Regions from separate parts of the Homo sapiens genome. Here regions 1 and 3 are each linked to region 2. A link is a contact called in ENCODE Hi-C or POLR2A ChIA-PET data. All regions are on one chromosome and are shown on one strand. The core of a region is the stretch at or near the end of the contact, and the rest is flanking DNA. Distances in the headings are between cores, read along the strand shown. Region 1 has its middle 31 kb from the start of MAP3K13. Region 2 has its middle 46 kb from the start of EHHADH. Region 3 holds the start of EHHADH (enoyl-CoA hydratase and 3-hydroxyacyl CoA dehydrogenase).

Evidence for each region. Hi-C counts contacts between places; a loop is a spot of excess contacts on that map. ChIA-PET counts read pairs that join two places held with the same protein, here RNA polymerase II (POLR2A). Pooled maps may share reads with other maps.
Region 1: a map with no recorded cell type shows a loop between it and region 2 (5-fold over the local background). The contact joins two enhancer-like sites. A Hi-C loop is called at or near these places in 4 of 168 maps with a recorded cell type or tissue (CD14-positive monocyte, PC-3, PC-9 and 1 more), 4 of 37 single-sample maps with no recorded cell type and 12 of 50 pooled maps. POLR2A ChIA-PET finds 5 or more read pairs at or near these places in 4 of 52 experiments (A549, BJ, HepG2 and 1 more).
Region 3: a loop to region 2 is called in a pooled map, with 2.2 times the contacts of the local background. The contact joins the promoter of EHHADH here to the enhancer-like site in region 2. A Hi-C loop is called at or near these places in 3 of 50 pooled maps. POLR2A ChIA-PET finds 5 or more read pairs at or near these places in 2 of 52 experiments (HepG2 and WTC11).

What each region holds. Positions count from the first base shown.
Region 1 is chr3:185,330,289-185,334,059 of GRCh38, forward strand. It overlaps a transcript of MAP3K13 not described here. Among named protein-coding and RNA genes, the nearest start is that of MAP3K13, 31 kb to the right of the region's middle. RefSeq lists an enhancer at 2,338-2,397. Within about 2 kb of position 2,248, at least 5 of the 41 ENCODE cell types and tissues checked have a DNase peak (open chromatin) inside an H3K27ac peak, as active enhancers do; they include CD14-positive monocyte, where a contact is called at or near this core.
Region 2 is chr3:185,297,920-185,301,810 of GRCh38, forward strand. It overlaps a transcript of MAP3K13 not described here. Among named protein-coding and RNA genes, the nearest start is that of EHHADH, 46 kb to the left of the region's middle. Within about 2 kb of position 1,477, at least 4 of the 41 ENCODE cell types and tissues checked have a DNase peak (open chromatin) inside an H3K27ac peak, as active enhancers do; they include CD14-positive monocyte, where a contact is called at or near this core.
Region 3 is chr3:185,252,575-185,256,293 of GRCh38, forward strand. It overlaps EHHADH (enoyl-CoA hydratase and 3-hydroxyacyl CoA dehydrogenase), which reads right to left and starts at 1,475. Exons shown (of 7, transcript NM_001966.4): 1 at 1,375-1,475. The coding sequence starts at 1,448. It overlaps MIR5588 (microRNA 5588), which reads right to left and starts at 698; the gene lies at 636-698.

The DNA of each region.
Region 1 (3,771 bases), core at 998-3,497, 33 kb after region 2:
TCATCTCAGACCTCAGTCTGTTTCTCTATCCTGCTTCTTGTTTCTGCTGTACTGAGCGGGAGCTCAGATCATGGTGCTGGGCCCCAACTGAATCTCGGTGAGATGGAATCCAGGACGCGTTGTCCTAAGGCTCTAGGGCTACAATGAACTGAAAACCTTAACTCACCCTCTAGCTTTCTGAATCTCGTGATTCTAGCCTCTTGAGCTGATTAACTTCTCCAAGTCAATAGCTTCTGCTGGGCCAAGTTCCTCATTTACTTGTTGGTTGAGGAGAAGGAGTGGAGGGCTGGGGGGTGTCCTGGGAAAGAAGCCAGTGTGGCAGGTAACATTGTTACTAGGGAAGCAGCTATTTTTCTCATGGGACTTGAAATGTTTCAGTCTTTTAACAACCTGGAAGGCCATACAGGTGTGTACTAGCCGCATGGTAACAAGCCCCTTTGAAAACAATGTTTTTAACCTCCAGTAGGTGCCCATACCATCCAGACCACTGCTCGTGCCCTACAAACCAGCCCTCAGGATCTGGCTTTCAAGCATGTGTTTTACATCATTGCCTGCCATTGTTCTCACTCAGGTTGCTCTAGCTACAAAGGTGTTTTGCTTTCTCTTGAACACATCAGACCTGCTCTTGCCTTAGGGCAGCTGCTGCCTAGAAAGCTCTTCCCCCTCATTGTTTCTTCCCAGCCTTCATTCGGGTCTCTATTCAAATAGCTCCTCCTCAGAGAGGCCTTCCCAGACTACCCTAACTAAAATGGCACCCTACTCCACTTCCACCATAACACTTTTTTTCTTTTAACCTAATTTACCTTTTTTTTTTTTTTTTTTGAGACGGAGTTTCACTCTTGTTGCCCAGGCTGGAGTGCAATGGTGGGATCTCGGCTCACTGCAACCTCTGCCTCCCGGGTTCAAGCGATTCTCCTGCCTCAGCCTCCCCAGTAGCTGGGATTACAGACATGCGCCACCATGCCCAGCTAATTTTGTATTTTTAGTAAGGAGATGGGGTTTCTCCATGTTGGTCAGGCTGGTCTCGAACTCCCGACCTCAGGTGATCTGCCTGCCTTGGCCTCCCAAAGTGCTGGGATTACAGGCGTGAACCACTGCGCCTGGCCTTTTCTTTTCTTTTCTTTTTTTTTAAGTAGCCACCTGGCAGTATTTATTTTATAAATTAAAAAATGTGTGTACATATATGTATGCCTGTGTGTGTATGTGTGTGTGTGTTGTGTTATGTAGGATATATATTTGGTCTTTCCCTCTAGAATGTAAGAACTTTGTCTTGTTCAGGGCCATATTGTCAGTGCCTAGGATAGTGCCTGCTTGACATGTAGTAGACACTTGGTAAATCGTTGTATGACAACTGGTGTCATTAAAATTTATTTCCAACCATAGGAATTTTTTGAATAGATGATATATTCACATTTCCAAGACCAAAACATATCAACTTCCCACTCCAGCCAGTTCTCCATCCATTCAGCTCCCATTCAGGGTCCCCAAACCACGGCTATTATTTTTCCATGTATCTTTCCAGAGTTTCTTGATATATGTAGTAAGGAAATATAAAAGTATAAATAGATTCTTATTTCCCTCCTTTTTACACATAACATTATACGTAATGTTCTAAATGTTTTCAGTTGTAATATATGTTGAATCTCTTTCCATGTAAGTACATAGAGAGTGTCCTCATTTTTAAATAGCTGCCTACTAATCCATTGTACGGATGTACTGTAATTTATATAACCAGTCACCTGTTGATAGACATTTTGGTTGTTTCCAGTGTCTTCCTATTGTAAACAATGCTGAAGTTCATAGCCTTGTACATGTATCATTTTATACATGCATACAGTATATCCATATGACTAAATTCCCCAAAGTAGAATTACTGGATCAAAAGGTATCATAAATATTGCCTAACTGCCTTCTTTAGGGATTGTACCAATGTGTACTCCCCCCCCCCATTATAAGAGTACTGTTTCTCATATCCTTGCCAACAGAATCATCAGACTTTTGGATTTTTGCCAGTTTGATAGGTTAAATAATGGTTTCAGCATAGTGTTTGTTTTTTAGAATTTACAATAAAATTTGTGTTGAAGTTTTAAAAACTAATTTTCATTTTTAATTGTGGTTAAAAATCCTATAACATAGGTAACCATTTTTAAGTGTACAGTTCGGTAGTGTTAAGTATATTCACGTTCTTGTGCAACAGATTTCCAGGACACTTCTGTCTTGTGAAACTGAAATTCTATACTCATTAAATAACAACTCTCCACTTCCTCCTCCTGCTAACTCCTAGCAACTACCATTCTACTTTCTGTTTCAATGAATGACTAGTAGCTATCTCATGTAAGTGGAATCACACAGTAATTATCCTTTTGTGGCTGGCTTATTTCACTTAGCCTAATGTCCTCAAGGCTTATCCGTGATGTAGTATATGGCAGGATTTCCTTCATTTGTAAGGTGAACAATATCCCATTGTATGTATATGCCATGTCCTGTTTATCCATTCATTCATCAATAGATATTTGGGTTGCTTCTACCTCTTGGCTATTGCGAATAAGGCCTCTGTGAACATGGATGTGCAGATATCTCTTTGAGGTCCTGCTTTCAGTTCTTTTGGCTATATACCCAGCAATGGGATTGTTGGATCATATGGTAATTCTATTTTTAATTTTTTGAGGAACCACCATACGTTTTCCATAGCAGCTATACCATTTTATCATAGTTTTAATTTGTATTTCTTTCATTATGAGAGGGGTTGAGCATCTTTTCATATTTAAAATAAATGCCTTTTTCTTCTGTGAACTCTTCATATTCTTTGCCAGTAATGGAATTTTTTTCCTATTTTTAATTTGATAACATTTTTTGTTCTTGTGCCCTTGAGTTTTCCAAATTTATAAGCTAGTCTAGTAGTCGTACATACAGGTATGGAATAAGACTACCTGGGTTTGAATTCTAGATCTACTAATAGCTGTGCAATCTTGATTGGACAAGTTACTGAACCTTTCTGAGCCACATTTTCTTATTTGTTAAATTGGAATAACATTGGATTGTTGTAAAGATGAGATGATGTATATTAGATACTTAGTATAGGGCTAGTATGATAAGGCAAAAACAAAAAAGGAAAAAGAAATTAAAAGACCTAAAGTGCAGAAAAGAAATAAAACTGTCATTAACAGATGACATGATTGTATGCATAAAAAACCTTATACAATCTATAAAAAAAACTTGAACTAATTAATGAACTTAGTAAGGCCACAGGTTAGAGTCAACATAAAAATCATACTAGAAACAACAGCTAAAATAGGTGAAAATATCACCATTAAAAATATCTGGCTGGGCACAGTGGGCTCAAGCCTGTAATCCCAACATTTTGAGAGGCTGAGCCCGGAGGATCACTTGAGGCCAGGAGTTAAAGACCAGCCTGGGCAACATAGCAAGACTTCATATCCATTTAAAAAAATTAAAAATATGAAAAAAATAGAAAGAAAAAGAGGCTGGGTGTGGTGGCCCATGCCTATAAACCTAGCACTTTGGGAGGCTGAGGCAGATGGATTGCCTGAGCTCAGGAGTTCAAGACCATCCTAAGCAACATGACAAAACGCTGTGTCTACAAAAAATACAAAAATTAGCCCAGCATAGAGGCACGCACCTGTAGTCTCAGCTACTCAGGAGGGTGAGGTGAGAGGATCGCTTGAGCCCAGGAGGTGGAGGTTGTAGTGAGCTATGGTCATGCCACTGCACTCCAGTCTGGGTGACAGAGTGAGACCCTGTCTCAAAAAG
Region 2 (3,891 bases), core at 227-2,726:
AGTACATGTCTTTCTGTTCATGGTATGTATAGTTTCCTAATTCTGTCTTTTTTTTTTTTTGTCTTTTAAAACTGAGTCTGAGAATTATTGCCATGTCTGCAGGCCAGAGATAAAGCAGGGAACGTGGCGACGGACTACAGGCCTTTCAGTAAACTCTGCAGTACCTCACTAAACAAAGCTGGTATTTTTGAGGCAAAAGATAAGAATATTTAGCTAAATGGTGTTCCACTTGCAAAATGTGCTAGTTCTTATTTGATTTTTTTCTTCTTTCTTAGAAAGCTTTCTCTTTTCTATCTTTTACTTAGAGATAAATATTACATTTGAAGTCACATCTGTCCCACACCATTTTTTTCAGGGTTGAAAGAGGAAAACTAAATGAACCATAGACTTAGGGAAATAATGGAAATATGTATGTTTTAAAAAAACCATTTATGTTCCACGTATTTCAAGGAAAGGAAATGAGGAGAAACATTAAGAACACCACAGAACCATTAAAATGGACAACTCAAAGGGAAAGTATTTTACCAAAAGCATTATGTATAACATGTTGCTGATTAAATTTGTGTTGTTATATTTAATGTGTAAGTATACATTATCCTAACTAATTTAAAATATGTTTATTGAATTTACTTTACATATTTTATTTATTTGATGGAACTTTATGTTCATTTTTTAAGAAGTCAAGTATCTCCTCATTTTGGCATTTGATGAGTAACGGGAGAAAACCTGAGAAGAGACAGAAGTAATGCAAAGGTCACCGTATCTTCCAGCATAAGTGATGTAGAAACAGAAAGATCTTATTTTCAGTCAAAGTGGTGAAGTGGCAGAAAGAAAATATCCCCCAACTGGTTTGCTGACACTAATTTTGCCATATAGTGAGGACAAAAAAAACATGTCTAGGCGTTTAACTCATTATCTCCTAAACTATGGTACACAGAATGTCTGACACAACTGCAAGAGATTTTGTAAGCCAAAAGGGTTCTGTAATGACATGTTTGGAAAATGTTGCAGTCTTTTTTGAAAGTTTATAGTGTATCTTAACACGTTCCAAACGTGTAATCACAATTCTTTTTCGCTCATAAAATCTATTAATAACCCTTGGAATCATCTTTCAGGAAATGCTGAAAATTTTGCTTCTGTTTAGGATGTAGAATGTTGCAAGAGAACATTGTTCCCATCATAACAATGAGAAAAATCTTGATAATCCACAAAGTCATGATGCTTCTTGAGCTCATCAGAGAGTTGAGGTCACAAGGCAATCAGATGAACTGAAATTCCAAAGAGAGGCAAGCCCTTTTGAAGAGAGACAGGACACAGAAACTGTGTTACCTTTGGCAGAGCATAGGAGGAAGAGAAGGCACCGTAAAGGTAGGTAAGAAGAAAGCAGCTAAAACTGTAATGAATTCTTAAAGGCTGAATGTGGGCTAATGTAACATTTCAGAATAACGGGAAGCCCCAGTCACAAAAGGAGCCTGCACTCACTTGCAAGCTTTCTTCTGTGGGCCCTTGTGTTACTTTCCTAGGGCTGCCAGAATGAAGTACAGCAATGTGCTGTGTAACAACATTTCAGTCGATGACCCCATCTTCATATTGCTATCTTCTCTGTATGTCTGTCTGTTTTCTCTCTCTCTCTCTTTTTTTTTTTTTTTTTTTTTTTTGAGACGGAGTCTCGCTCTGTCGCCCAGGCCGGACTGCGGACTGCAGTGGCGCAATCTCGGCTCACTGCAAGCTCCGCCTCCCGGGTTCACGCCATTCTCCTGCCTCAGCCTCCCGAGTAGCTGGGACTACAGGCGCCCGCCACCGCGCCCGGCTAATTTTTTGTATTTTTAGTAGAGACGGGGTTTCACCTTGTTAGCCAGGATGGTCTCGATCTCCTGACCTCATGATCCACCCGCCTCGGCCTCCCAAAGTGCTGGGATTACAGGCGTGAGCCACCGCGCCCGGCCCTCTCTCTCTCTTTTTAAAACAATTTTTAAAGATACAGTACAGTAGTGTTAACGGTATATATATTGTTGTGAAACAGATCTCTAGAACTTCTTCATCTTGCAAAACTGAAACTCTGTACCCCTTGAATAACTCACCTTTTCTCTCTTCCCCATTCTACTAGTAGCACCATTCTACTTCCCATTTCTAAGAGTTTGACTATTTTTGATACTTCACATAAGTGGAATCATGCAATATTTTTCTTTTTGTGGCTGGTTCGTTTCACTTAACACAGTGTCCTCAGAGTTCATCTGTGTTGTAGCATATGATAGGATTTCCTTCTTTTCTTTTTTTTTTTTTTTTTTCAGACAGAGTTTCACTCTGTTGCCCAGGCTAGAGTGCAGTGGCACGATCTCGGCTTATTGCAACCTCCGCCTCCCCGGTTCAAGCTATTCTCCTGCCTCAGCCTCCCGAGTAGCTGGGACAGGCACCCGCCACCACGCCCAGCTAAGTTTTTGTATTTTTAGTAGAGATGGGGTTTCACTTGTCTCGAACTCCTGATCACAGGTGATCCACCTGCCTTGGCCTCCCAAAGTGCTGGGATTACAGGCGTGAGCCACCACGCCCGGCCCTATTTCCTTATTTTTTTTTTCTTTTTTTTCTTTTTCAGATGGAGTGTAGCTTTGTTGCCCAGGCTGGAGTGCAATGGCGCCATCTCGGCTCACTGCAACCTCCAGCCTCCCAGGTTCAAGCAATTATTCTGCCTCAGCCTCCTGACTAGCTGGGACCACAGGTGCCTGGCATCACGCTGGCTAATTTTTGTATTTTTAGTAGAGACAGGGATTCACCATGTTGGTCAGGCTGGTCTCAAACTCCTGACCTCAAGTGATCCACCTGTCTCAGCCTCCCAAAGTGCTGGGATTACAGACATGAGCCACCACGCCTGGCCTACCTTCTTTTTTAAGGCTGAATAATATCCATTGTGTGAATATACCAAATTTTCTTTATTCATCTGTTGGTGGACATTTAGGTTGTTGGCTATTGTGACCAATACTGCAATGAACATGAGCGTGTGAATATCTCTTTGAAATCTTGTTTTGAATTCTTTTGGATATATACCCAGAAGTGGGATTGCTAGGTCATATGGTAATTCTATTTTTAATTTTTTGAGGAACTTCCCTACTGTTTTCCATAGCAGCTGCACTATTTTACATTCCCACCAACAGTGTACAGAGACTCCAAGTACTCTACATCCTTACCAACACTTATTATTTTTATTTATTTATTTATTTTTAATTAATTAATTTTTTAACAGTGGTCATCCTAATAGGTATGAGGTGATACTATTCTGGTTTTAATTTCCCTTTCCCTGATGGTTATTGATGTTGAGGATCTTTTCATATGTTTGTCGGTCATTTGTATCTCTTCTTTGGAGAAATGTCTGTCAAGTTCTTTGCCCATTTTTAAATTGGATTTTTTTTTTTTTATTATTGAGTTGTAAGACTTCATTATATTAATATATTCTGGATTTTTGTCAAGTTCTCTTGAGAAACTTTTTAAGGTTGCCTTTTCACTCTTAGATTATTTCCTTTGCTGCATGTAAGTTTGTAAGTTCGCTGTAGTCCCATTTGTCTAATTTTTGCACTTGTTGCCTGTGCTTTTCATGTCAATATCCAAATAATAATTGCCAAACCCAATGTCATTAAGCTTTTCCCCTGTGTTATCTTCCAGGAGTGTTATAGTTTCAGGTCTTACAGTTAGGCCTATGATCCATTCTGAGTTCATCTTTGTAGTCAAATTTTATAGGACCTTTGTATGGCAAGGGTCCAACTTCATTCTTTTGCATGTGGACATCCAGTTTTCCCAATGCCATTTGTTGAAGAGACTGTCCTTTTCCCATTGTGTGACCTCAGCACCCTTGTCAAAGATCATTTGACCATATACATGAGGGTTCATTTTGGGGCTATT
Region 3 (3,719 bases), core at 225-2,724, 45 kb before region 2:
TCTTTGTCAAAACCAATATAACAGATATTTTGCTTTTTATTCTGGGAATGGCAAGTTAGTAGACATGTCATCCTTATGTGATTTTAGTCCTGCATTTTTTGACATTATTAAATGCAATAATTCATAATGAATTAATATTAATACTAATGATAAATCAAATCCAATGACAGTAGGATTTTTAAATTCTATTAAAATTAGCAGGTCTTCTCATTTCAGTCTCTTTGCTTCAGCAGCATGTTATAAGAATTTTGACCAAAGACCTTTCTCTCTATGCTTTATATATTCTTGATAAATTATAATTTCCACTAATCTTATTCCCTGTGGATAGGTAATTCTTTTTCAAGGCTGACATATAATTATTTTTTTAAGAGATGTAGAAGGACCAAACCAAATAATCATTACTTTTCAAAAAGGCAACATTGATCTCACTTTTTAATGTTTAAAGTGCACCACACAAGGCAAATACTCCCCAGTGAGAAAAAGAAGATAAGGTGCAATTTTTCAGAAAATGCTATTGCATAGGCTTAGTCTGATGTGAGTCTTCCTTGGAAGCACCAAAGTCCTGAGGTTTAAACAAATCAGGAGAAATAATTTTGCGTTTCCGGGCCAGGGCAAAATTCTGCTTTAATCACTGAGCTGGCATTAGTGGGACTTTTAACATTAAAAAAAAAAAAAAAAAAAGTCCCACTAATGCCAGTGATTGCCCTATTCCTAAAGCCTTTAGCCAAACATTGTAAGGACAGCCTGGACTCAAAGAAGGGGAGTGAGGCTGGATCAAAGTCCAACATCAAACTAAGTTAAGACCTTTGGATTAGAAAGTCGGCCTGCACACTGGGACCTGTTGTGGGGTGGGGGGAGGGGGGAGGGATAGCATTAGGAGATATACCTAATATTAAATGACGAGTTAATGGGTGCAGCACACCAACATGGCACATGTATACATATGTAACTAACCTGCACGTTGTGCACATGTACCCTAAAACTTAAAGTATAATTAAAAAAAAAAAAGAAAAATAAAAAGTCGGCCTGCAAAGCCAAAGTTGCAAGTAAGCAGGAGGGCTCCGCATGAAGGACAGGTCGAGGCCAACTCCCTAAGTGTTGATCTGTCTCAGCCTCAGCCTCAGTTTCCTTATCAGTAAAACGGGGACGAGAGTTCCCTGCGAAGATTAACCAAGCTAATCTAGGTTAAAAAAAAAAAAAAAGAAAAGAAAAAGAAAGAAAGAAAAGAAAAAAAAAGTTCCTGGCATGTACCAGTTGCTCAACTCTTGAGTGTCCTTCTCGGTTTAAACCGACGGGGGAGAGTCAAAGCCTCCGGAGCCAGAGGGCGGCTAAGGCCCGCACGGTCCCCGGGCTGGAGGCGACCGAGCCCGTTACCTGATCGCGTTGACCGGCGGGTTTCGGAGGCGGATTAGCGCCAAGGCGTTGTGCAGCCGCGTATACTCGGCCATGTTTCCTCTATCACCGAGGGCACCTCTGCCTCTCGCCGTCAGGCAAACCACTTTTCCGGGCGCGCCCGGCCTCCTCCAGAGGAGGGACGCCGGCTGGGCCAATGCGAGCCGGGGCGCCGCCTCCCGCCGCGCCTCTTCCCACCCAGCCCTCCTCTCCCGAGACCCCACCCGGCGCTCTACAGACGCTTGTCGCTTTCCCTTTATTAACTCCCATGCTGCTCCCACCAGAAGGTACAGCAAGGAGAATGATGGAAAACAGCTGTAATTGCCGGCAAGTCGAAGTTTGTAACCCCTTGGCCCATAGGGGCTGGCTACTGAGGACAAGTTCTGAGTTCGCTGAGACGGGCAAGCTGTCCTCATCGCGGTATTCATCTTCATGATCTTTCTGAACAGGGACAGATACCTGGGGCCCTCCCTGACAGTTATGTGATATTGATACACATCTGGAACACATAAAATACACATTGTTCATTTCACCTAAATGAGTAGGGTACTAATGAAACAGCCTTTGCAAAAATTCTAACAGTGAGAAAATTATGGCAGTCAAAGAGATCTGATTTAACCAACCCCATCTTGCCTTTAGCTGCCCTTAATTATTCCTGAGCTTAGGCCAAGTTAACTTTGGGAGACATTTGGTTTATAGTTTAAATGATAATAGCCCTTCCCCAAAACTCAACTGCCTTTGTAAAGCTAACCGAGAGACCACCAGGCTAGGAGGACAGAGGAGTGTGAATTCTCTCTGCTAAGGTGTAAACATAGACCATTGCCAGCCATTATTCCGGAAGCCACCAGATAGACAACTTCCCCATTTACTCCTGCAGGTAACATTACTATTGTAGAACCTAAGTTTGGCCTTTTGAGATATTTTTTCACGTTTGCCTGACACTGATGGCTCCACCTGGACCAGTCAACAGCTCCTGTGGCCCCACCCACAAGCAACTCAGTACAAGAGGATAGCTTCAACCCCTATGATTTCATCTCCAACCCAACCAGTCAGCATTTTCCATACCCTAGCCCCTGCCCACCAAACCACCTTTGAAAAACCCCTAACCTACTAGCCTTCGATGAGATTGATTTGAGTAATAACTCCATGTCCCATGTGGCGTGGCCAGCCTCACATCAATTAAACTCTTTCCTTACTGCAATGCTGTGGTCTTCCTGAATTGATTTTGTTTGTGCAGCAGGCAGGAAGAACCCATCCAGTGATTACTCTAACATCAACCAAATACTTATATAACATTGTTACTAGAGGAGGGTCTGGACTGCAAGTTGTCCAGGTTCTTGGCGTTTTGAACAAAGAATTGGACGAAACACACAAAGCAAGGGAAAAACAAAGCAACAGAAGCGAATATTTATTGAAAACGAAAAGACACTCCACACGGTGGGAGTGGGCCCAAGAAAGAGGCCCAAGGGACCTTGTTACAGAATTTTCTGGGGTTTCAATACCCTCTAGAGGTTTCCCATTGGTTACTGGGTGTACGCCCTATGTAAATGAAGAGGACGAAGTGAAGTTACGAAGTCATTTACTCAGTGTACACCCTATGTAAATGAAGAGAATATTTCCTGTCATAGCTGAAGTGTTTCCATTTGATTTAGTTCTAGAAAGTCTTTAGGTTCCCTGCCTTCAGGCCCTATACTCCTGCCTCAACATCTTTTTTTTTTTTTAATTTTTATTTTTTGAGACGGAGTCTGGCTCTGTCGACCAGGCTGGAATGCAGTGGCGCGATCTCAGCTCACTGCAAGTCCGCCTCCCGGGTTCACACCATTCTCCTGCCTCAGCCTCCCGAGTAGCTGGGACTACAAGCGCCCGCCACCACGCCTGGCTAATTCTTTGTATTTTTGGTAGAGATGGCGTTTCACCGTGTTAGCCAGGATGGTCTTGATCTCCTGACCCTGTGATCCACCCGCCTCGGCCTCCCAAAGTGCTGGGATTACAGGCGTGAGCCACCGCACCCAGCCCACAACATCATTTTTATTTGTCTTACAATCACATGCAACTAGCGAAACTGTTATGGGTGGACGGTGTCCAGGTTCTTGGCGTTTTGACCAAAGAATTGAAAATGCAAAACAAAGCAAGGAAAGAATGAAGTAGCAAAAGCAGAGATTTATTGAAAATGAAAGCACACTCCACAGGGTGGGAGCAGGCCTGAGCAAGTGGCTCAAGGGACCAGTTACAGAATTTTCTGGGATTTCAATACCCTCTAGAGGTTTGCATTGGTTACCTGGTGTATGCCCTATGTAAATGAAGGATGATGGTTGGGTGCAGTGGCT